Regions from separate parts of the Homo sapiens genome. Here all the other regions are linked to region 5. Evidence: chromatin loops called from intact Hi-C (ENCODE). Cell type or tissue: PC-9. All regions are shown on one strand. Region 1 overlaps TCF7L2 (transcription factor 7 like 2). Region 2 overlaps TCF7L2 (transcription factor 7 like 2). Region 3 overlaps VTI1A (vesicle transport through interaction with t-SNAREs 1A). Region 4 overlaps LINC02935 (long intergenic non-protein coding RNA 2935). Region 5 overlaps VTI1A (vesicle transport through interaction with t-SNAREs 1A).

What was found. Hi-C counts contacts between places; a loop is a spot of excess contacts. Peaks named below come from ENCODE experiments on the same cell type or tissue, not always from the same donor. Only the 100,000 strongest peaks of a DNase experiment are listed, where the experiment ranks them.
Region 1: a loop joins it to region 5, with 19 times the contacts of the local background. A loop is called at or near these places in 2 of 110 quality-filtered maps.
Region 2: it touches region 5 in a loop (5-fold over the local background); 6 of 110 quality-filtered maps call a loop at or near these places.
Region 3: a loop joins it to region 5, with 7 times the contacts of the local background. A loop is called at or near these places in 2 of 110 quality-filtered maps.
Region 4: a loop joins it to region 5, with 2.3 times the contacts of the local background. A loop is called at or near these places in 3 of 110 quality-filtered maps.

What each region holds. Positions count from the first base shown.
Region 1 is chr10:113,084,850-113,089,849 of GRCh38, forward strand. The region is part of intron 5 of TCF7L2 (transcription factor 7 like 2); the gene reads left to right. Among named protein-coding and RNA genes, the nearest start is that of SNORA87, 42 kb to the left of the region's middle. RefSeq lists an enhancer at 1,838-2,390. In PC-9, no CTCF peak of the experiment used is centred here; a DNase peak (open chromatin) is centred at 2,622; H3K27ac peaks cover 3,696 bases.
Region 2 is chr10:113,124,660-113,129,659 of GRCh38, forward strand. All of the region lies in intron 5 of TCF7L2 (transcription factor 7 like 2), which reads left to right. Among named protein-coding and RNA genes, the nearest start is that of SNORA87, 82 kb to the left of the region's middle. RefSeq lists a silencer at 2,014-2,133. In PC-9, CTCF peaks have their summits at 2,108 (motif pointing left) and 2,307; no DNase peak of the experiment used is centred here; H3K4me3 peaks cover 853 bases.
Region 3 is chr10:112,739,595-112,744,594 of GRCh38, forward strand. All of the region lies in intron 7 of VTI1A (vesicle transport through interaction with t-SNAREs 1A), which reads left to right. Among named protein-coding and RNA genes, the nearest start is that of MIR4295, 110 kb to the left of the region's middle. In PC-9, no CTCF peak of the experiment used is centred here; DNase peaks (open chromatin) are centred at 2,467 and 3,837; H3K27ac peaks cover 3,365 bases.
Region 4 is chr10:112,913,413-112,918,412 of GRCh38, forward strand. The region is part of intron 2 of LINC02935 (long intergenic non-protein coding RNA 2935); the gene reads left to right. Among named protein-coding and RNA genes, the nearest start is that of LINC02935, 25 kb to the left of the region's middle. RefSeq lists an enhancer at 1-149 and a silencer at 2,195-2,395. In PC-9, no CTCF peak of the experiment used is centred here; a DNase peak (open chromatin) is centred at 2,329; H3K4me3 peaks cover 690 bases; H3K27ac peaks cover 1,699 bases.
Region 5 is chr10:112,809,941-112,814,940 of GRCh38, forward strand. The region is part of intron 7 of VTI1A (vesicle transport through interaction with t-SNAREs 1A); the gene reads left to right. Among named protein-coding and RNA genes, the nearest start is that of LINC02935, 79 kb to the right of the region's middle. RefSeq lists enhancers at 911-1,611, 1,612-2,310, 2,311-3,010. In PC-9, no CTCF peak of the experiment used is centred here; DNase peaks (open chromatin) are centred at 1,011 and 2,121; H3K4me3 peaks cover 1,572 bases; H3K27ac peaks cover 3,624 bases.

The DNA.
Region 1 (5,000 bases), 270 kb after region 5:
TGCACCCCTGCACTCCAGCCTGGGTGACAAAGTGAGACTCTGTCTCAAGCCACCCCCCCCCAAAAAAAAAAAACAAAAAACCCTGACACATAAAATTAATCACCACCAGAGTTTTCTGAGGCAAAGAGGAGTAAAGCTGTTGCCTTTTTCTTCTTGCCTGTGAGGTTGGTTGAGATTCTTCTAACAGCCAACAGGTGTTGGCCAATGTTACTCTGATTGACACCTTTCTTTTTTTTTATTCAGGTTTCCCTCTGTCACCCAGGCTGGAGTGCGGGGGCACAATCATGGCTCACTGCAGCCTTGATCTTCCAGGCTTAACCAAACCTTTCACCTTGGCCTTCTGAGTAGCTACAGGCCTGCACCACCACATCTGGCTATTTTTTTTTTTTTTTTAATTTTTAGTAGAGACGAGGTCTTGCTATGTTGCCCAGTCTAGTCTTGAACTCTTGAGCTCAAGCAGTCCTCCAGCCTTGGCCTCTGACAGTGCTGGGATTATAGGTGTAAGCCACCACACCCAGCCCTGAGTGACATTATTTCATACAAAATTCTCATCTCTGGAGGCCTTTGTATTTTTAGGGGTTTTGTTTTTCAAATGCTTTTTACCTCTTTCTATACTTGTTCATTTTTAAATGTTTCCTGGCAGAGCAATTAGTATTTTCTGGCTTACTAGGTGCTATTCGATTGCATTAGCGTTTGAATATTACCCAGCTAGTTGTGGAGTGGGGCAGTAAGCTCATAAAGAAGCAAGATAATGGAATACACAAATATTACTACGACTTTATGGGTGGCATACCTTGATTCTTGATCCACGTGGCTGTGTTCAGATCTGGTTAGCACACATTGACATCAGGGGCTGAGCCACCAGTGAGAGTCAAACCCAGCAGCCCTGTCAGTCTACCTTCTCTCTTGACTTGATCCAGCCTCATAACTTCACTTTCCGCAGGAGAAACACACCTCTTGAGGTCCTCTGTCACAAATAGGCAGTGTTTCTGGAGAAAGCCAGGAGGCAGATTTTAGTGCTGTTCAGCATCTGTGGTCTCTACTTTCTGGATCTGGTGCATTATGGAGACCATGAAATGACATGAAATAGCTCAGTGCTGCCAGTGGCGGTGACAGGGACACTAGAGGTGAAGGAGGGCCCTTGGGGCAATTCCAGCAGGTGGGTGGTGGCTGAAGGTCCTTGTCTTCTTTCTGCAGAGACTGGCCACCTGCTTCATTCTTTCAAGAAGCACCAAATCCCTACTTCAGTACTTTGCCCACTCGTCATGTCAGGAGCATGAAACTCACGAGGCCTTCATTTACTTTTATCCTGTAACACCTTCAATTTTTCCCACATCCTCCCTTGATTCGTGGATGGACAACTATGGAGGCCAATCTGGCTGAGGTGAGGACTGCTTGAGTCTAAATTCCTCTCTCCTCAAACCCAATTCAAACTGGCCTGAGCAAAATGAATGTATTGATCCATAACTGAAAAGTCCAGAATGATCAGGCATCAGGCATGGTTGCATCCAGGGGCCCATGTATTAGAACCATCTCCTTCCAGTTCTGGGCTCTGCTTGCCTCCCAGTTGGTTTTACTGCACAGAGGCTTATTCAAGTCCAGAGAGATCTTATCTTTCCCTACAAGTCTGTGACCTTGATTCTGAACCTGCATCTATGGGAAGGGCTTGCAGTGTCTGAGTGAGCTTGGACTGTGTAAACTTTCCCACTTCTGAAGCTGGGGGTGGGGTTCACTCCACTAAGCTACATGGCTCTAGAGTCAGGGGGTTGCCCCCTAAGTAACTGGCAGTATTGTTACCAGAAAAATCATGAATGGACACTGAGCAGAAAACTCAGCAGATGTTTATTTCCTGGTCTTTAGGATTTGTTGAAGAGTTTTTTATTTGTTTGTTTTTTAAGAAAGACTCAAAAGGAAAAAAAAAAAAAAACTATAGTTATTTTCTCATGATATAAAAAGATTCTGTAGTTGTATATACATTTGAACTTTTTGTAAGACATCTCCTACCCCCCTAAAATTGGAAGTCATTTATTAAGACTTTGTATTCTGTAAGAGGATTGGAAATGAATAATTAAGAACATTAAAGAGGAAAGCAGGGGGTGGTGGGAAAGTGTGGTCTTGAGGGGGTAATAAACCTCCTACAGGCCACACACACACAAGAAAAAAAAAAGGGCAATAAGTGTAGCCCAGTAACATAAGGTGGGGAATAAGGTTAGGGGTAAGGTTAATTCTACAAGTTCAAAGCCAGTAGCCCCTGATGCGCTGTTGGACGTGAACTATAAATTTGGCTCTGAGGTTCCCAGGCATGGAAGAATATCTAGATCTGTACAGAGAGGTTGTGTGTGTGTTTAACATTTCCATAATGTACAATTTCCTCTAAGAGTAAAGGCCATGAGGAAATGCCCGTGGAAGATAAAGGAGACCATGTGGTCTGTGGCAACCATGGATACATTTCTTTCCCAACGCATTCTCTGAGGCACTTTGGTAACTCTGCCTCTTTGCTCTCAGCATTGTGTTAGAAAATAAAGCCAGCAGACAAGGATTAAACCCTCATGTTGCTGGGTTCCTTCTAGAAACAATTGGAGGGCTAACCAAGTCACCTTTGGTGGAAGGCAGTAAGGTGAGTCATTGCTGTGGCTGGACTGAATAGGATAGCCTTAGCTGTAAAATTGGGCTGATCTTTCAAATGGACTCATGCTTGCCGAATGACTCACGCTCCTGTTTACAAATCAGCTCTGTGAAGAAATGCAGAGTGGGAGGCTCTGCTTGCCAGACGGAGACCTTAGACCTCCAGGGGTGGAGAACGGAGTACTTCCTCTGGTGCTCGGCTTCCCTTCCTGGGGGCAGATCTCTCAGCTTCTGGTTGGTGGCTCTCAAAATCCAGACACAAGGTCAGCTGCAGCCAGCGTGGGCCCTGGAGTAGCTCCAGTTATGGGGCAGCAATGGCCCCCTCTCATTTTGAGAGCTCACTTTGCCTGTGGATGGTTTTAATCCATCTGGATAAACTTGAGGCCCATGGGAATACCATATACTATGGTAACCATGTACACTGCTCTAAAGATGTGGCTGCTGTTGTATAACTTTTTCCTTTATTTTTGTCAATTTCCTATTTTCCAGAGTCTTGCATACCCACTATGTCTACTGTGATAGTGAACGTAAAAACATACAAGATGTTGGTGTTATCCTCAATCTCTTATTCTTAATCCTGAACAAATTACATGAAAAAATCGTTCATGGAGTTTTTCTTCATATAAAACTTTTTACAATGAACATAAAGGGCATAGCTATTTCTTTTTTTTTAAAAAGAAACGTAGAATATTATTTCTTGGTTGTGAAATCGCCCTTCTTGGACCCCAAGTTGTTTTTTACAGCCCTAAATTCTCTTGTTTATAGAGCCTGTTTATAGAGCCATAGACAGGCCAATGGGTCTCTACAGCAGGCACCTGCATGAGTTGACTGGGACCTGAGCTATATTCCCCCTCTGCCATTTACTAGCAGTGTGACCTTGGGCATGCTCCTTACAGTCTCTGAGTCAGTTTCCTCCTCTGTGAAATGGGCATGATACTACCTACCTCATAAGGTAGGGGTGAGGATTAATGGAGTAAGAGGCACACTCCTGTCCAGGGCCCCAGACAGAGTAGGCCGTCAGTAAACTGTAGCAGCTATTGTGATAGGGTTTGAAATTCAAATTAACGCATATTTCTTGAGCACCCAAGGTGTGTGCTGCTGGATCTTTCAAGGGGTCCAGAATTGGTAGTATAGTTGCTTTTCTCAAAAGACTGTCGCCTGGCAGAGGAAAAGGTGTTAAGGTATGAGTGAAGACAGATCAGCCAGACATGGTGCCGCTTGCCTGAGATCTCAACACTTTGGGAGGCCGAGATAGGAGGATTGCCTGAGCCCAGGAGTTCAAGACCAGCCTGAGCAACATAGCAAGATTCTGCCTCCACAAAAAAATAAAATAAAAATAAAAAGATTAGCTGAGTGTGGTGGCGTGCACCTGTAGTCCTAACTGTTTGGGAGGCTGAGACAGGAGGATTGCTTGAGCCCAGGAGTTTAAGTCCAGTCCGGGCAACATAGCAAGACCCCATCTCTTAGAAAAAAAAAAAAAAGATCAGCTCCCCAAACAGCTGAAGTATTAAGTGGAACCATATGTAATTGTATTTTTGTAGGACAGAAATATCAGCAATTTCACATAACTAATAGATTCAGTAAGGTAAGTTGAGAGAGAAAATGCTAGCTAACTGGTTCTTGAGAGGCTCAGAGGAAGGGGAGGCCATGCCCATTAGGAGAATGGTGGGTAGGGGTGGGAATACACAACAGGAAGGCTGCCTGGAGGAGGTTGCATTTCAGATGTTCCTAGAAGGGACCCTGAGCTGGATGGCAGGGAAATAGGAGAGTTCTGATTTGTGCTGGGAACTGTAATCCCTCTATCATGGAGCTTCTATAGAAATGTGGGTTAGGGCAGAAAGGAAGGCTGGGGGCTGTGTGTGCCTTGGTGACGTGTCCCCCTCGCTCCCGAGCCTTACTCTGTTCCCCTTTCTTCCTGGCAGCAGAGCCCCCTCCCTTGCTGCACTCAGGGACATGACTGTCAGCACTTCTACCCCCCCTCAGACTTCACTGTCAGCACTCAAGTCTTCAGGGACATGAAAAGGAGCCACTCCTTACAAAAAGTTGGGGAGCCCTGGTGTATTGAGGTAGGTCTCGGAGCAGAATCACGGTATGAGATGAGCTAGCTCTAAAATGAAGCCGCCCACCCAAAGTTTACCTCTCTCTAGGGCAGGGCCCATCCACTGCGATCCCTGAATTCTTGTTGGGTCACTGTCATTTTGGGTGCCATGATGTCTGGGTGTGCTGACCGCTGATAGGGATATCATAGCCATAAAAACGCCTGTTTACAAGGAGAGGGTGGAGGGTGGTGCTCGCATGACTCCAGGATGCCTGGCTCCCAGTGAAGGCCCTCGTGATCCAGTGCCACACGTAACTTCTGTGAAAATGAGGAGCAC
Region 2 (5,000 bases), 310 kb after region 5:
TGGTTATGCCAGGTAAGCTGCAAATTTTTAAGCTTAATTCCTTTTAATTAGTCTTCTGCCTATGTTGTAGAGAAAGTTCTGTGTTTTAATGATCTCGTAAAACGTTTTCTGCTACTGGGCTGATTGCGCAGTTCGTTAAGCTTCTGTTAGTTTAATTTCTGATAAAACTTCCATTTCAACTTTGCGGCACCCTAAATGAGACCATCTTGGCTCCGAAGGAGTCTAGCGGGCACTCTTTCCGAATGGCGATTTGGGATCTGCTGCATGTATCAGAGGCTTTCGTTGAGTTGTGTTGTTTCCTGTGTGTTTATGACAGAAAGATGTCATCGTTAAAGGAAACTTAAGAGTTTCTGTAAATGTAATGGTTCATCCTGAATAAAGTGAGAGAGACAGTGCTTGGAATCTGGGGAATAAGGGTGGAAAGAGCTGAGCTGATGAAGGTGTTTCTTGTCAAATTTGTATAGGAATTATTTACTGTGCTGTCTTTCCTGAGCCGCTACAGTAAAAGTGAAGACATGGAAAATTATCCCAGATGGGACGAATCGCTCGTTCTCTGTTCTTTTTTTAAAAAGAAAAGATTTCAGAAAAAAAAAAAAGTCGTCTTTTTCTTTAGAACAGTATGAATAAAATCTGGACAGCTGTCGAAAAAGATATGCCGTCTGCATTTTTTTTTAATTTCTAGCCACCACCATAACTAAATAGCTTGAATAGTACCTCTTTTCTTTTTTTTCCCCTTCATACATAATGATCTCTACTTCATTAAAAGCGTATTAATCTGGTTCCCAGTCTCTTGGGAGACACCTTAAGATGATGATATTGTGGGTTTTTTCCCCCCGAATTGTTTAAAAAAAAATTCTAGCAGATTTGGTCCCTGTCAGTCAGAAATAATTGTGTTCTTAATCTTGTCCCTGATGGATGACTCGGAGTTCAGCAACGGGCCGGCTCCAATGACAAATACAATATTAATATTCATTAACTGCTTTGACAATGCTAATTTTGATGCAGTAGTAAAGGGCCTTCCAAAGTTACCGGCCAAAGCATCAGAGCTGCGCAAGGTGGCAAGATAATTTGTGCTGGTTTGCTGAGCTGAAGGCTTTTAAAGTCTATAGCAAAAAGCTAGGTACCACAAACAAAAAAGAGAAAGGGAAAAAAGTTCTGAAGCATTGGAAGGCAGGGCTGCGGAAATAATACGATCACAGTCCGCTAAAAAATTTGACACCTCTGATGCAGTTTCTTTGAGTGAAATTTCTACAAAGTTGCAACAAAAAAGCATAGCATGGTAAGTCAGCACATTCTTGATTTTGTTTAATCTTTTTGATCTTTTCAATTATCGCTATTTGAAGATCAATAGTCATTTTTTCCTACTATGCTTAGAAGACGCGCAGCGGTGGTTTAATATGTGTTAGGACCATTTGCTTTAAAGGAACACATCCACAAGTTTCGGTAGGTTTTGTTTTTTTTTTAAGTTAGTCATGAAAAATGTTATACAGTAAATTGTTCTGAATTCTTTTACATATGGGTGTTTTTAATGATCTATATTGGTTTTTGTATCCCCCCACCTCCAAAAAAAAGAATTCAGCAAGATAATTAAGCTCTGGATGTTGCCAAGAATTTTGAGAGTACTTTCAGTTGGCAGAAAACTTTGGAGTGAAGTGGTCCCTCCAAGTTTATCTAAATTCAGCGAGTTTCCTCCCCTGCCTTCTCTGAATGGCATCAGATAGCTATTAAAGCGTAATTTCACTGGAGAACTGCAAAGCATTACTTTCACCAACTTAGGTGAAGTTCTTTGGACTATTGAAATTGCCTTTATGTTTGCTAAGTCGGCAAACAAAATATCAGGCTTTGTTCTTTTGATTGAATGCCGGGGTTTGGGGGAAAAAAAGAAGAGTAAGAAAGCCCTGCCTTTTTTTTTTAAACGCCCCCTCCCTTTTGTGGGGGGGTGGGTTGTTGTGGAATCGGGGGAGATCCCAGTTATTGTGCTCTTCCCTATCAAGCGAGATAATTCTGTGAATGGAACTGTGCGTGAGCATCTTGTCTGGCGGCGCTGCTGGTGTGTGCTGCTCCCCTGTGCCGCGGGTGCGCGGCGGCGGCGCGGGCTGCAGGGCGGGTGCTGCCCTCCAGTGGAGCCCGCGGCCGGCGCGGGCCCTGGGCAGCATCTGGGCGCAGGCAGCATGCCCGCGAGCCGGCAGCGGGAAGGACAGCGCCGCAACCCTCTCTAGATGGTAAGCGCGGCCGGCGGCGGGCGGGCGGGCAGGGGTGCGCGGTGGCCGGCCCGCTGCATCCCGCGCGCCTGCCCTGCTGCGTCCACGGCTGTCCAGTCCGCATGCATGCTCTCAGCCTTTGCCATGTTCGCTGTCACTTTGCGGTAACTTTCAGGTTGATGTACCTTGACTGGTAAGCTGCCGGGGTGGATGCAGTAGATTTATTTTTTTTAGCCTCTCTTTAAAACAAAACAAAACAAAACAAAAAAAACGAAAAAGAGAAATTGACTATACCTCCCCCCACCCCGAATTTCAGCTTGTGACTATAAAAACATGCTTTTTTATTATTATTAACTTGGACGTGAATACGGAGGGGTTTCGGGTTTTTTTTTTTTTTCTGTCCACCAAGTTAAAGACACCAATGCTCCACCCTCCTCGCTCCCCTCCTCCCCATCCCCAAATATTTTCGTAAAGAATCAGCATTTTGCTACTTTTCGTCCATCCATTCCTCCAAGACCCATTTCCCCTTCCTCCCTTCTTGAACCTCTTTATTTAAAACAAAACAAAAGTTTGCTGATGCTGCAGATGCGGACCGTGGAATGTAAATGAGCAGTTCCTCCCACCTCCTTACTTCATTCCTCCTGCACATGATTGTAATTTCATGCTGAAAGGAAAGGAAGCTTTCGTTTTTGTTTTGTTGTTGTTGTTTTGTTTTGTTTTGGGGAAGTGTTTTTTTGTTGTTGCTGTCTTTTTTTTTAAACCCTACAGAACTTTGCAGCACTTGATCACCTTTTGATTTTTTTGTGGGAATGTTCTAAGCGTGGTGTACTTCTGACAAACTGGGGGCACCCTGGGGATGAATTTAGAGTAGTGCGATGGGATGGCAAATATCCGGAAAGAGTTTCTGAGGAGCAGTTTTTAGTTTGAAGAAATTCAAGAAATTTCCCTTTACTTTTTAAGGAAGAGGGGGTCTGTCTAGCATGAGTTAGCTTATGTTGCTGCGTCCTTTTTTTTTTTTTTTTTTTTTCCATTTTTCGGTCTTTTGAGAAAGCTAGAAAATAAATTCTTAGTCAAAGTTGCCCATCCTGTTTGCCGCACTTTATAAGTTATTGTTGCTGAATGATTGGGAGCTGTCCATCAGCGGCAGAGAACTTGCAGTTTACTTAAGAAATTGCGTGTGTGACAAAAGCAGCTGCCAGGAGTGTGGTGGTCCGCGTGAATAGAGGGAGAGAAGGCAATTAGGGGGCTGTGTGGTTGGGGCTTTTTACTTGTCAAAGTGGAGGCTCATTGCTTTTGTTACCACCATGTAAAGGGAATGGCAGGGTTTTGTTTTGGTATTAAGGGCCTTAAAGATTGCTGCCTGACACTTACACAGGAAGGCCAGATAAGTCCAGAAAGAGAGGCCACGGAGCAGTATTTTAAAAAAGAAGAAAAGAAGAAATGAAGAATTCCCACTTTTTTGTTATTTTTAAGCCTGCCCAGCCCTTGTTTTTGTTGATTTTTTTGGTGGGGAGCGGCGAGGGTGATTAACTTGTCCCGTGTCTTAACAGATTGTTTAAAGACCTACATCGTGAAAACAGTCTTGTGGGCTTGGAGATAAACAGATGGGCAATCAGTTCAGTAAATTAAAAACATCTCTACCTTAGGTGTCCTGCCGCCAGAAGAAACCAAATCTTTGCCACTGGTCTTGCTTCAAGCCACACAAGTCCAGGATCCCATGTGGCAGCAGGGGTGTTTTCTTACCTGCATGCAAATCGGAGTTGTGTGTTTGCTTTTGAAGAGGGTGAAATGGCTTAACACTTGGGGTGGGAAAAGACCGGAAAAGCGTTCTGGATGAGTTTTGTCCCCTGCAACTTTTTCTGTCTGTAATCCCTCCATGAGCAGCCACCCTCCCACACTCCCCTCCTTCATGTAAAAGAGGACGATTTCTGGCCTGTGATGTCTGAGTGTCTCAACTCAAGTTAAGTTAAAACCACACAAATGTACCCGGCCCTGGATCCCATAAGAGCCCCAGGAAAAGTAAGTCGGGTTTGTGGAATTCAGCTCTAGCCTTTGCATCCCTCTGCCGTTTCCCTTCCTTCTCTCTCTCTCTCTTTCTTTCTCTCTCTGTGTTCCTGGGGAAAGCTCACAAAACTCAACAGTCAAAAAAGCGAGTTAGCATTCTGACTATTGGAATACTAGCGAGCCCAGGAAGCTTCGTTTCTTCTGCTTCCAGGGAGGTCAGTTGAAAATCTTTCAGGCACATTCTGTTACTCTGGAAGGAAGAGAGGGTGTATACAGGGCAGGCAAGGCCCTGCAAAGTGTCACTTCCGTGTCACTGTGACAAGAAAATATCCTTTCCTCCTCCCTCCCCTCTCCCATCGCAGCCCTCTCCCTAAGAAATTTGTTTTGAGGGATTTGACAATCTTGCAGATAAAGTGCCTGCCTCCTGCACTCGGTTGATCATTTTCCCTCATGGCTGACCGTAATTTCTTTGCTACTCTTAGCGGCAGCTCTGTCCCTGCTGCCCAAGGTAACGGGTGAGGGAGGGGACTTTGCTGAGGTGCCCTGAGCTGGCTGGGGAACATGGACCTTCCCCCTTCCTTCACGGATTCTGTAGTGGCAAAGATTAGAAAGTAGAAGGAGTTTTTAAAATTTTTTTTAAAAAATTAAATCTGCAACCAGCTGAACTCTAGATTATTAGTGGACTTTTTTGTTTTTTATTTTTAAGATTTTTTTAGGGATGTGTGTACAGGGGGAAGGATTAACAAGATAATTCTAGGCAATATGAGCGACAACTTTGAGCATTTTGAGCCTACT
Region 3 (5,000 bases), 70 kb before region 5:
ACATTCTTTTCACTCAGTTACTCTGCAAAGAATGTGCCCTTGTCTCTGCTGTAGATTTTTATTTTATTTGTAAATTGTGCGTGCTGCATGCTACGGAATACTGAAAAGCCATACACCCTGGCTTGTTGGTTGACACATAGTATGTGTGATTACAGATTGTTTGAATAACAGTGGACTATTGAACTGCCATCCAGATGTGTGTGGAGTTAACTGTGGGAATGTCCACAAAGGAGGATTATCTTTCTTGTTGCTGGGGCCAAGGCCCCCAGAAAGTGGAAACATAAGCATGGCAGCTACTCAAATAGAACAGTAGCTACAATTGGCTCTTCAGAAGCAAAATTAATCATTTTTTTTAAATTATGCATTGCAATTAAGACTGGGTTTGTTCTCTAAAAGTAAATCATGCAAAGAAAATGCCAAACAATAACACAAAAATTTGCAGCTTTGAATGCCCTTTGTGAATGGTTTCGTCATTTTGTTTTTAAACGTTTAGAAATTCAGAACATTGTAGATTAAAGATAAGACCTCAACCATTGCAAGCCTCCGAGCCATCATCTTGTAGACTTGATCTGTGTTTCCTGCACTCTCTTCCATTCTTTGTACTGTACAGGATACTGTAAGCATTGATTAGTTGGTGTTCACAAATACTGGCCATGGGAAAACAATGCAGAATTCCCCCTGTGAACACTTTCTTTCTTTCTTTCTTTCTTTTTGAGACAGAGTCTTGCGCTGTCATCCAGGCTGGAGTGCAGTGGTGCAATCTCGGCACACTGCAACCTCCGCCTCCCAGGTTCAAGCAAGTCTCCTGCCTCAGCCTCCTGAGTAGCTGGGACCACAGGCACGTCCCACAACACATGGCTAATTTTTGTAGTAGAGACAGGGGTTTCACCATCTTGGCCAGGGTGGTCTCGAACTCCTGACCTCAAGTGATCTGCCTGCTTTGGCCTCCCAAAGTGCTGGGATTACAGGCGTGTGCCACGATGCCCATCCTTGAACATTTTCTTTAAAAGATATTTGAACCACAGTGAGATACTACTTCCCACCTACTAGAATGGCTAAAATAAAACAGACAGTAACAAGTGCTGACAAGGATATGGAGAAATTGGAATGCTCATGTGCTGCTGGTGAGAATGTAAAATGGGGTCACCACTTTGGAAAACAGTTTGGCAATCACTTAAAATGGTAAACATGGAGTTTACCCTATGATCCAGCATTTCCATTACTAGGTATCTGTATCCAAGACCCATGAAAACCTATGTCCACACAAAAACTTATACATGAATATTTATAACAGCATTATTTATAATAGTCAAAAAGTAGAAGCAACCCAAATGTCCAGCAACTGATGAGTGTATAAATAAAATGTGGTCTATTATTCAGCCATGAACAGGAATGAAGTACTAATCCAACATGGATAAACCTGAAAACATGCTCAGTAAAAGAAGCCAGATACAAGAGACCACATAGTCTATGAATCCATTGTATGGAATGTCTGGAATAACTAATCTATAGAGACAAAAAGTAGATTATTAGTGGTCACAGAGCACTGGAGAGGGGAAATTAAGAGTGACTATTAATGGGCCAGGCACGGTGGCTCACGCCTGTAGTCCCAGCACTTTGGGAAGCTGAGGCAGTCAGATCACTTGAGGTCAGGAGTTCAAGACCAGCCTGGCCAACATGGTGGAACCCCGTCCTACTAAAAATAGAAAAATTATCTGAGCATGGTGGCACGCGCCTGTAATCCCAGCTACTCAGGAGGCTGAGGCAGGAGTATCACTTGAGCCCAGGAGGCAGAGGTTTGCAGTGAGCCAGGATCACACTACTTTACTCCAGCCTGTCTCAAAAACTAAAAAACAAAAGAGTGACTGTTAACGGATATTGGGGTTTCTTTTGCAGTGATGAAAGTCTTCTAAAATTGATATTGATGATGATTGTACAACTCAGTGAACACACTAAAAATTCTTAAATTTTACCCTTTAAATGGGTGAATTGCATGGTATGTGAATCATACCTCAATAAAACTGTTTACAAATGAAGATGAATGAAGATATTTTCAGATAAAAAAATTTTTAAGGTATTTGAAGGTGAGTTTTTAAAAATTATACTTAAAATTAGGATATCTTCAAAAATCAACATATCTGAACTTTTTTACCAGCGTAGAAAAAAGGGGGAAATGCTTTTCAATTTAATAGCTTATATCTTTTTTTTCTTTCCTGGAATGAAAGATCTGTTACTTGTTCAACAGTGTCAATGCTTTCTATCTCTGGTTGGAATCTGCAGCAGTCAGTTGGCACCCAGCCATCAAATACCTAGATTTACCTTTGTGCAATAAAAGTCCCTTTAGCAATGCATATTGAGATATATCATTTTGAACCTATTTTAAATTCTGTAGCAAGCAAGTAAAAAAAATAAATAAATCATGAAACATCAGGCAAGTCAAAGGAAACAAAGAAACGAATAGGAAATCCTCTCTAGATTCCGTTCCCACTTTACTTTCTGTAGTTTGATCTAAAGAAAAATGTGGAATTTCCTGCAGAGTGATTAATAGGCTAATGTGGTGACTGACAGGCACTCTGAGCTTGACCTGGCAGGTAAAGGCTAACTGGCACGTTAAGTTGATTACACAATTTCCTCTAAATAAGTTGACAAGTGGTTTGCACAGTTGCCTTGACTTTTGCCCTTATAAATGCACACTTATAAATGAATTGCTTTTTCAACTAAAGCAATCCTTATTTTAGATGTGACATGTGTTAAGTAAACAGCTTGATACAGAACCCCAGCATCCTAGCCTTCCTAGCCAGGTCAGATTATCAGAGTTGCTAGGAAATAAGAGTTTTGAGCCTGAAACTCAGCTTTGAGATGTGGTTGTATCCCTAGGGCATAAGAAACCCAAAACTATTTTTCTTCCCTCTAGTATTGTGAAGCAGATTATTAGATTTGAGAAGATGTGTTCCACAAATGTCTCGAAAGAGTCCAGGAGTGGAGGCTGCTAAATGGTTTGCTTAATTCTAATGCTTTATACAGATCTCCTTTCAGGATGTCAAGTTTGTAGGAAAATGCAGCCTTTGGTTGGTATTTCTTTAAAAATATGACAGAGAAAAGATTTCTAGTTGGCATCTCTGTTCTATGATCATTTTCACAAGAAGAAAATGTCCATTTATACTTCAGAGAATATGGTTTATTGAGATATTTTGTTTTACAGATGTACTACTTCCTTCCATTTAAGGGGAGAGTTACAAAAAGCTATGATAAATGAACAGGAAATACAGTTTGAGATAATAAATCAAAATGCTCTTAAGGAAAATAACTATTTATTTGTAGATTTATAAGCCAGGCACCTTTATTGAACCTGATATATCCTGATTTGATAAGCAAGAGGAGATTTGCTAATGTTGTTGATTTAGCTGGGACCTATTCTCGTGTGTGTGTGTGTGTGTGTGTGTGTGTGTGTGTGTGTGTGTGTCTTCCTGAATGAATTAAACATTTGGAAAATGAATTGATTTTTATTTGTATATACAAAGATAATACCATTTACGCTTTCCAGGTCTAGAATATGACAAGCCTTGAGTTCGTCTGGAAAATAGAACATTATTAGGACTCAGAGGTTAAACGTACCATCCCATCAAAGTCTGTGAATGCTCCCCTGCAACAATGAGCAGACCCATTATAAATCGTCTTCATTCATGTTAACTCTTACAAAAGATGAAACTCGTCAGGCTTACAATGTTTACTACTTTCCAGAGATGACTCATGCAGTAATCTTTTTATTTATTTCATTATTTCACTCCATCATCTGGAGGTACTCGTAACAAAAGGATTGCCTTCCACTTTGTGGCTGGGGCTGGCTGTGTACTTGGTAAGGACCGGGCTAGTCCCTCCTGCAGTGTGGTTTCTCCTTGCAAGTCGTCAATATCCAGTAACCATTAACTATGAACAACATCCTCCACTCATTTCACTTCCGCCCCAGCTGGCCAGCGCCCTTTAGACATATTCATGAGCCAGGGGGGAGATATTTCATGCCCAACCCTCTCTGCCTTTGGAAGGTTGGAGTCTCCTGAGGTTTGGATTTAAACTCCACATGGCAAACCCAAGTTTCAGGAACCTCCCACCCCAGTGGAATAGTCAAGAGAAGTTTCTGCTGTGTCTCCTTTTTGCCTCTCCAGAGAGAACACTCTTAAAAAGAAAAAAATTATTTCGGTTATATACATTTTCAATCAAATATTTTAGAAATAAAAAATATAGGACATAATATAATGAACACCTTTCTTCCTGGTATAAGCTTTAGAGTTAATATTTTACAAATACAGTGAAGCCCCTGTTCAACCTCAAGTTTCCTTATAAGACCAAGTCTGCAGCACCTTGAAGAAATCCACATCAAATACTGGGACCCTCCCTGTGAAAGGAAACAGGGATGATATACTCAGGGAGGAAGAATGGACTTTTTCTTTGTCGGTTTGTGTTTTTAATATTCCAGATATTTGAACCATAAGAAATTGCCAGTATTCACTTGTTTTCTACTTACGGAAATGTCAATTTTATGTGGGTCAGCCTCATAGCAGGGAGACAAATGTCCCTTGCACATTACAGAAAAAAACTAAATCAAGCTCACATCTCCTCTTGTATAAGCTATTAGCTTAGCCTCAGAATTAGCTTCCCTGCCTTAATTCTCAACCCCCTCCAATTCAGCGTCCACTCTCTTGCCACAACCATACAGATAAACCTGATAAAAGTTCTGGCTAGAAATTTAAAAATATTTCCTTGCAGAAATATCAGTGATTGGTTATGGTGTTCTACCCCCAGATTCTGCCGGAAGTGATATGGAACATATGGCATATGCTTACATGCTTACATTTTCTTCTTCTTCCTTTTTTTTTTTTTTTTTTTGAGACAGAGTCTGTCGCCCAGGCTGGCACAACCATGGCTCACTGTAGCCTTGGCCTCTCAGGCTCAAGCGATCTTCCCACCTCAGCCTCCCAAGTAGCTGGGACTACACGCACATG
Region 4 (5,000 bases), 100 kb after region 5:
GTGGATGTGGGTGTGTGTGGGTGTGTGTGTGTGAATGTGGGTGTGTGTGGGTGTGTGTGAATGTGTGTGTGTGTGGATGTGGGTGTGTGTAGGTGTGGGTGTGTGGCGGGTGTGTGTGTGTAGGCACACAGTGTGCTTGGGATTTTTTTTTGTTTTCAAGACAGGGTCTTGGTCTGTTGCCCAGGCTGGAGTGCAGTAGCATGATCTTGGCTCACTGCAACCTCTGCTTCCCAGGCTCAAACGATCCTCCTGCCTCAGTCCCCCCAGTAGCTGGGTCTATAGGCGCACACCACCACACCTGGCTAATTTTTTCTATTTTTGGTAAAGATGGGGTTTCATCATGTTGCCCAGGCTGGTCTTGAACTCCTGGGCTAAAGTGATCCACCCGCCTCACACTCCCAAAGTGTTAGGATTACAGGCGTGAGCCATTGCGCTGGGCTGGAACTTTCTTAATCTGCCTTTTATTGCTCTTGAACACCTGCCCATAATATGAGGCTCTCCCTTTTACAAGGACTACCCAAGTCCTAGGGCAGTAACTCCAAGGAGCTTCCTTCTCTAATATCCAGACCTCTTTATGTTCCCTTCCTCTGTATTTATGCCACTGTCTTTGCCGCATTGCACTATTATTGTTTTCACGTTATTTCCTAAGGTGCCCTTTGTTACTCTTGAAGACCTGCCATTATTTCAAAACCTTTTCTCTTTATATGAACCACTGTGGAGCAATAGGGTGAGGGAGCTTCCGACTTCGCCATACAGATGGTCTTTATTCTCCCTTCCTTCCTCCTTCTTTCTTTTCAGACAGTTGGAATAACCAGATAGTTGAGAACGTTCTTTGAAATGGGAAGTCACAAACTCTGTCCTTTGCTGAGTGACTTAACCCCTTTGGGGGAAAAAGATTTGTATAAAACCAAGGTGGCATTGTTATGACTATTGAATAACAATAGATGAGTTAAATCATTCATTCGTTTGTAACCTAAATATTCCCCTGGGGTTATGACAGGTTTCCTGTATATTTATGCGCAAAATTACATTTGCCCTGAATCTTCACCCCTTTGACTAAGAGGAGTCTAAAGTCTGTTTGTGTGTGATTCTCCTATTCCAAGAATTACAAAATGTTCTTAGTCATGTCCTCGTTTTTCTCCCTTGCCAGTTAATTCAGCCCACAATCAATTATCCGTCCATCCTTTCACCTATCTGTTCATCTGTCCATCCGTCTACTCATCCATTCATTCAACACATATTTATTGAGCATTTAAATGAGGCAGGTACTCAACTAGATGACTAGTGAGGGCTTTGGTGGTGAGTCTGAATATCTGCCCTCTGGGAGAATAGACAAAGAAGTAGACAAACATTACAATATGTGTTAAGTCCAGTACAGAGTGGACTGGGCACACAGAGAAGGGACAGCTGGCCAGAGTTAGGGACTCAGAAAAAGTACCCCTAAAGAAATGCTATCTAAGACCCAAGGGATAAGAAAAAGCAGGGAGGAGGCAGGGCGCAGTGGCTCACGCCTGTAATTCCAGCACTTTGGGAGGCTGAGGTGGTGGATCACTTGAGGTCAGGAGTTTGAGACCACCCTGCCCAGTATGGTGAAACCCCGTCTCTACTAAAAATACAAAAAATAGCGAGGCATAGTGGTGCATGCCTATAATCCCAGCTACTTGGGAGGCTGAGGCACGAGAATCGCTTGAACCAGACAGGTGGAGGTTGCAGTGGGCCAAGATCGTACCACTGCACTCCAGCCTGGGCTATAGGGCAAGACTCCGTCTCTCAAAGAAAGAAAAAAGAAAAGAAAAGAAAAGAAAAGAAAAAGCAGAGGGCAGGAGAGAAGGACTTTTTTTCTGAAAAATATCCAATGATGTATCTACTACTTTCCTAAGCAAACTAATTCATCTTGCTGATTCCCTGAGCCTCTCACATAATGATGGATTTTCATGTAGAAAGAGCAGAGATTTGGATTTAGTAGCTCAGGACAATTTTGCTTAAATTTTTCTGGGTGGAGGTTGCCTCATTTGTAATATGTGCAAGGTAATAATTCCTAACCTACAGAGTTGTTAGAAGAATTAGGTGTGTTACAGGCAAAGCCCCCAGCACATGAGAGACCTTCACATATGGTAGATCTTATTACCATGAAAAGCAAAAAAATATATCAGTGGTTCCTAAGGGTGAGGGTGGGGGAGGGCTAGTGGGGTGGGGACTCCCAGGAAGCTCTTTAAAAAAAAAAAAAAGTAAGGACAAATAAACAAACACACCCATGCTCCGTCGCGGGAGGTTCTGAGTCACTAGGTCTGGGGTGGGTCTCTAACATGTGAGCTCCGTAGGTGATTCTGATCTTAGCCCCGTAGGTGATTCTGGTCTTAGCCACGGTTGGGAAGTGCCGCTGTACCCTGCAAAGGCAAGGATCTATTTTCATTCATAGAGCTGCCATTTTAAGTACATTAAAACCACAACTAAAAGCACAGTAACCATGATTTAAAGTAACTATTAAACAGAGTTGGAAGGGCATGCTGATGGTCAGTAACCACCCTCCCTGGGTAATTGAGAAGGGACTTATGAATCAGTGAAAGTGGAACTGCAGAATTTCTCAGGCTCTTAGAAATGAGGCCTGTAAAAATGTCTGGCTGGAGTCAGAGTGGAATTTAGCTGTCATATTTCTCTTGACTGACCACTGTAACCCTTTGGTAATTGATCTAGTAAATTAGTAACTCATATCACACACAGCTTAAGCTTTCTAGAGTTCATGATTGCTTGCTGAAAATAGACATCTGGCCATAGAATTTCCAGCATAACTAGTAAAGAAAAATTCAGACAGACATTTGCTCGTGAAAAGTCTCAATATTTCAACCCACAGTCTGAAATTTCAGTTGTTCAGGGTGGAATTCTTGAGTATGTTTGTAAATGTTCCCCGAATGGAGAGTGTTCAAGCTGTTTGTCTCTTAGTCACTCGCTCACTGTAAGACAACACAACAGAGTTGACGTTTGAATTTGCCTAGAGCTTCAAGACAGTCACTATCTATGAATTGCTGGAAAAAAAAATCTCAGGAATAAGCAAGATTTGGTCTTCAGAGGTGGTTGTTTTAGAGATAGGATAAGAGGAGACTAAATATTCTTGGTTTGTCCTGAATCATGTCAGCAAAGAAAAAGCCTGGTATATAACTCTTTCCGAATATTACCCAAGGAACTTCCCAGAGAATCACCAGCCAGAGCTTATTAAACCAACCTGCAGGTTCCTGGGCACTCTTCCAACCTTTCTGTGTTTCTGGGGGTGAGGGCCAAGGCTCCCAGGTGATTTTTATAGTCATGACCACCTTATGAGAAGGTAAAAAATGAGGGTGGGCACTATGGCTCATGCCTGTAATTCCAGCACTTCGTGAGGCTGAGGCAGGAGGATTACTTGAGCCCAGGAGTTCGAAACCAGCCTGGGCAACAAAGCAAAACACCATCTCTCAAAAAAAAAGAAGAAGAAGAAGAAGAAGAAGAAAATTAGCCGGGCATGGTGGTGCATGCCTGTGGTCCCAGCTAATTGGGAGGCAGTGGTGGGAGGATACCTTGAGCCCAGGAGTTAGAGGCTACAGTGAGGCATGATCATGCCACTGAACTCCAGCCTGGGCAACAGAGTGAGACCCTGTCTCCAAAAAAAAAAAAAAAAAAAAAAAGTAAATAAATAAAAAGAGGGTGATAATGTATTTTTACTACACTTATTTTGCCACAATGGAATTTTATGTCTGCGCTTAGATTTTTTTTTAAAAAAAGAGTAAATTAAGAGCATGAGACTTGGAGTCACCCATTTCTGCTTTCTGTTCCTTTGCTAATTCTTTTTTTTTTTTTTTTGAGATGGGGTCTCACTCTGTTGCCCAGGCTGGAGTACAGTGACATGATCACAGCTCACTGTAGCCTCAAACTCCTGGGCTCAAGTGATTCTCCTGCCTCAGCCTCCCAAGTAGCTGGGATTACAGGTACACACCCACACCCAGCTAATTGTATTATTTTTTGTAGAGAGCGGGGTCTGTTGTCCAGGCTGGTCTCAAACTCTTGGGCTCATGTGATCCTTTCCCCTTGGCCTCCCAAAGTGCTGGGATTACAGGCATGAGCCACCATGCCCGGCACCCCCTTTACCCATTTTGAACTTTAGTTGCCTTCTCCATAAATGGCACTGATAAGGGGAGTTATCCTTCCCCCAACATTTCCTTAAAGACCAAATGAAAAAAAATGGGTATGAAAATACTTTGTAAACTAAAAATACACAGTTCTATCATTATAGTCATTTTATATATGAAGAATCTACAGTTTAGGATTCCCAGCTGACATTATTCCTGGAAAAATGTTAACCAGCCTCCTTAATTTGGCTGTTTTTACTTTTATTCAAAGAGAGGAGGGTGTTTCCATACACAATGAGCCATCTAGCCGTAAGCATAAATAAGGCAGTTCAGATGTTGCAAAGGAGACAGGGGTCATTAAGTCCTTAACATATCAATCCAGAATTGCATAATGCAAATCTAGAGCAGCTACCAAGGAACAGGAGAGGCTTAATGTGTTCCCCAAAGCGCATTATGTTATTCTACATCTAGGAAAGTGCTTAAGTCAGAGCTTTCTCCAACCAAAGCAATGTCCACTATCTGTGACGGCTTGCCTGCAGAGTTTTTTGTTGTTTTGTTTGTTTGTTTGTTTTTTGCCTGTTTCATGAAAAAAAAAAAAAAAAACTGGCTGTAGAACAAGCCAGCTTGATGCATTTTGTGACAGATCTCTGCTAATATTCTAATCTCTCAGGCCCCAGACATGAGTCCTCAAAAGAGATGGAAAGACTTTGTCCTAAATGTAGTTGATATATAAGAACCTTCCATTATTCGCCTTACCTTACCCATCTGAGCTTCAGTCTAAGAAAGGAGGTTGTCTCCTTCACAAGATGCATTCATTGGCATTTTCAATTGACAGAGATTGAGTAATGCATTAAGTAGTCCTGTATACAGCTGTTGATACTTAATCACCTGAGATCTCTTCAG
Region 5 (5,000 bases):
GTAGATCAAGGACCTGGTTTTGGAATCAGGGTGACTCAACCTAAAAATGCTTTTTGGTCATAAATAACAGAAAACCCAATTCAAACTGACTTTGGAAAATAAAGTCAGTTTATTTTCTCATATAAGTTAAAGTCCAAAGAAAGGGTGGTTTGATTTAAAAAAAAAAAAATGTTCACTGTCGGCCTGGCATGGTGGCTCACACTTGTAATCCCAGCACTTTGGGAGGCCAAGATGGGCAGATCACCTGAGGTCAGAAGTTTGGAACCAGGTTGGCCAACACGGTGAAACCCCATCTCTACTAAAAATACAAAAATTAGCTGGACATGGTGGCAGGTGCCTGTAATCCCAAGTACTTGGGAGGCTGAGGCACGAGAATCACTTGAACCTGGGAGGGGGAGGTTGTAGTGAGCTGAGATCGCACCACTGCACTCCAGCCTGGAGACAGAGAATGACTCCATCTCAAAAAAAAAAAAAAAAAAAGTTAAAAATTAAAGTTCTCTGTCTTCAGGACTGGGGTTCTATTTCTCTGCCCACTGTGGGTCAGCTTCTTTCTTAGGTTGGCTTCCCTCAATGAATCAAAAGGCCTGCAGTGGATCCAGCCTGACATCCACACACCAAACTGTCCAGGTGACCCCGCATTTCAAGCAAAGTTGCTGAGATCCACTCTGTTGGATGGACTTAAGTCACAAGCCTGCTCCTGGTCCAGTTACCATGGCCAGGGGCATGGAATGTACTGACCATCTCAGCCTCAGTCACAGCTGTACCCCTGGAGCTGGGGTAGCATCAGCTGTTTGGAATAGGGAAACGAACGCAGCCACTGTAGATCTGCTGTACACAGGAAGCGGATGCCTGGCTAGGCCTGGTGAGGCCTCACGCATGATATCATCAGTCATCAATACACAGGAGCATTGGCTGGAAGAAGCTCCTGATTCTTCAGTGAAAAGTGTTGTGACCAAGAGGTCAGAAGAGGTTCCCAGCTTTTGAAAACCAAGAGGCAAAAACCTGTTCTTCAAGAAAAAAAAAATCTTATCAGTCTTCATCATACCTTAGCTTCTGAAATACATGAAACCAGAGCCTCTCTTGGCTTGGCCAGATGCCTCGTCTTGTCTGAGAGGCGGACGGTAGCGTTATCACTCAGGGTAAAAGAGCTTATGGTATTCGGCAGTGACAACCCCCAGTCCTCAATGGCTTAACGCAAGTCCACTGGGAGTCCAGGTGCATCTCCAGGACAGTGGCCCTTTACATAATGACTGCAGGATCCAGGCAGAAGATGTTACCACCATCCTATAACTTGTACTCTCTGGAACAATACAGCCCCTCCCTCCCCAAATCAAAACCGCAGGAAGAGCCCGCTAGAGAGACAAACACTGGAAGTTAGATGCCTCCAGCTGGCAGTGACACTCAGAACTTTTGCTCTCATTTCTTTAGCCAAAGCTAGTTCCATGACCAAGCCTAACATTAAGGTGAGTGCAGACCGGGCGCGGTGGCTCACGCCTGTAATCCCAGCACTTTGGGAGGCCGAGGCGGGCGGATCACGAGGTCAGGAGATAGAGACCACGGTGAAACCCCGTCTCTACTAAAAATACAAAAAAAATTAGCCGGGCGTGGTGGCGGGCGCCTGTAGTCCCAGCTACTCGGGAGGCTGAGGCGGGAGAATGGCGTGAGCCCGGGAGGCGGAGCTTGCAGTGAGCCGAGATTGCGCCACTGCACTCCAGCCTGGGCGACAGAGCGAGACTCCGTCTCAAAAAAAAAAAAAAAAAAAAAAAAAAAAAGAGTGCAGTCCATGCCTGGAAGTAGAGGAGAACTGGCTATTGGAGAACACTCGTAATGCCTGTTCCAGTGGAATTCCTGGGCTCCTCGAGCAAGAGCAGAGAACTGTGCCAGGTGCAGTGCCGCGCCTGTCCCCTGCACTGGAACCAGCCTTCTGTGATTCCGGCTGCCACACGCAGGAGCTCGTTTCCAGGCTGGGAGGAGACTGGCAATGGAAAGATTAACCGCTCCCTGAGTTCCACATGGGGATCAGTACTTTCAATAGTACTTTGTGAGTTCAGCCTCAAAGTAAATGGTTAATTCATCTTGTATCAACAGCACTGTGATTCATAATGTAAACTTGGAGAATCCTTGATGTTTCGGGCCCACATTCCTTTTATTTTGGCTCTGCATTCTTTTAAAGCCACAGTGTGCTCACTTAATAGAATGCAGCATGCAAATGCACAAGTTTTTGCCTGGAGGCAATTTAGCCTGGCTGTTTCAATGGATGTCTTCTTTCAAGTGTATATTCTTTCTTAAATTATTTACTGGGTAAACACACTTTGCATTTTCAAAAGGGAGATTAAGACGGCTTGCTGCAGACCTAGTTCAACATAAAGCCCTCCCCTTGCCCAAAGTTAGGAGGAAGTTACTTTGGGCTTCTCCCCAAGTTCCTTCGCTGCCATCTCACTAGCTGGGAACCCCTTGGCCTAGCTGGTTTTTCTGATTGTCTCCGAGCTCTGCATTCCTTTCTGCTTTGCCTACAGCAATACAGGCCGGCAGCCCCTGGCTGCGATTGCAACTAAGCTTCCTCACAGATGGGGCCCACCAATGCCAGCCTGTATTTCCCCCTTCCAAACTGGCTCAGTCCTATCCACCCAGATGCCCTGACAGTTCACTTTTCTGGTCCTGAGGGGTATCACATTTGCACAACTCCTTTGAGGTCCAAGGTTGGGGTGGATGGCCCAGCCAGTCAAGCTTGCTTAGAGCTCTCTCTATTCCAACTCTTTCCCCATCCCCTTCTACTCTTCCTCCCAAATGTCTGCCAGCATTTGGTTTGAAAGCAAATGCCCTTTCCTGCTGACACCCCGCCCCCACCCAGCACAAAGGAGTTCCTTCTAGCTTCAGGGGGAAGACCAAGTAGTGCTGAGAAGGCGTGATGGTAGGAAGTTTCATCTTTGACGGGGCTTGCTTCAACTTTGAACTTTAACCTTTTCCATGCAGACTTCCTGAGATTTTCCTGCAAATTAATTGCACAGACTTCTCCATTCTCCTTTGAATGGAAGATTACAGTTACCAGAGACTGCATTCTTTCACGATCACTCTTTGGGCAGTTCTCTTTTGAGTACCTGTGTGCAACGCGACTGTGCCATGTGCTGGGGTGGTAGAGGTGAATTCCACATGGTCCCAGTCCACACAGGTTGGGCCCTTGGAAGCAACAGAGCGGGCGGTGGAGGGGAAGCCACCAGGCCCTGTGGGTGCACCAAGGAGGGGGTGAAGCCCAATTAGGAAGGTTAGGGAAGAGCTGAGGATTTAAGGATTCCTGTGTATTCATATTTCTTACCATGCCTCAGATTGAACAAGTAACACCCACAGTTAATCCTTTCTAAATTAGCATCATGGATGCCTTGGGGCCCTCAACCCACAAATAAAATGGTTGTCAACCAAGCTGTACAAGAGACACACTACTGTAGATTACTTAAGGCAGAATTTTAAAGAGTTTTCATGCTTTTAATCTGTTTCACTGCTGAGTTTCAATTTTGCTGATTTCCTTTGCAAGTCTGATGCGGGTGACTGTGGTAAATAGAGATTTTGACAGTGACTTGGGCAAATGGGATGTGTAGGGACCATTCTGAAGGCTCCTGTCCCTCCCAGAGAAAAGGGGGAAAAAATCAATTTGGGTTTTAAACAGAGCCACCAAGTAGCACCGATCAGTGTTGATAATTAGCCTCACTATCATAAGCCATGAAGTCCTGTTTTTATTTATTTATTTGGGGGACAGAGAATCTTCCTGCCTCTTGAGTAAGTGTGGCCTGTTAAGTCTGAATTAGCTGTCATCACAGAAGAATTAATGTCGGAGTGCAGACTTTCTAGTGGGGAAGGGAAGAACTAAACGAGACAGATCTTAGCCAAGCCTTGAGTGATAAATGAGGACCAAGTGGACCATTCATCTCCTGCGAGGAGAGTGGACAGAGGCACTAAGGCAGTTTTGCGGAAGACGTGTCAGCAAATGTGATCATTTTGTTACCTGTCAGGAGGAGAGAGAGCTCGTCCTTTTAGGGGGCCACGAGGGAGTGGGTTGGTCTGATAAGACAGTTTCCATTCAACCGTTTAGGTTTGGAGAAGAAGGGGATGGGTGAGGAGGAATCTGACTAAAACTACAACCTGATGTCATCCTTCCAGGAAATAAACTCATCTAGGAAGTAGAAAATACCCTGCAAAGATTTTTTTGTGTGTGAAGATACAAAGTAGGGGTGTGGGGTCTCTGTTCCGTGGGGAGCCCAGCTTCATCTCCCCAGCTCCTCCCCATGGAAGACCCATGTCCAGTGTTTGGTGACTGGAGTAGGGCAGCAGGCCTTTTGCTGCTTGGTATTTGGAGGAGGGTTGGATGGGGTTTGCCGTGGGGTTTTAAGCTGGACAGATAGCTGGCTAGACTGCCAGCCAGCTCATGTCTCTATTTCCGTGCAGCTCTGTGAGAGCGAGCGTGGGCACGGCTGTTTGACCTAGGTTCCCTTTGAAACTCTCAACAAAGCATTCTGATGTTCGACCTCTTTTCTCCGAATGAGGTAACAAATTATGAAACAACCTCATCAGAAGCTCTCTGCAGGCATCTGGGAGCGTGTGTCTCCACTCTGGTCCCCCTTCTAAGTTGCTGGTTCCCCATCAGCGTGCAGCCCAGCCAGAACCCAGGGAGGTAGAATCCCTGGAGGTAAAGGCCCAGCAACAGACGCACAACAGGCACCTTGAGTACATTGTATATTTCTCATTTCCATCTTTTTTGCTATGGAGCAAATGTAACGTTTCCTCCTAGCGTAACGGAGCGTGAGCCACACTGACAGATGATGGTTTCACAGCCTAAGCTGCACATTTGACACTTGTTTCTTAATCCCATCCTTTTCTTCCTTAGTCTCTGTTTTACTTTTCCCCAGGTATTTTTGTGCAGGTAAGTACATTGCTGACATGTGTTTCCTTGGAGTATTTTACTTTAACAGGAAACACTGCAAAAAATGAGGCTTGTCTCGCCTTTTAAA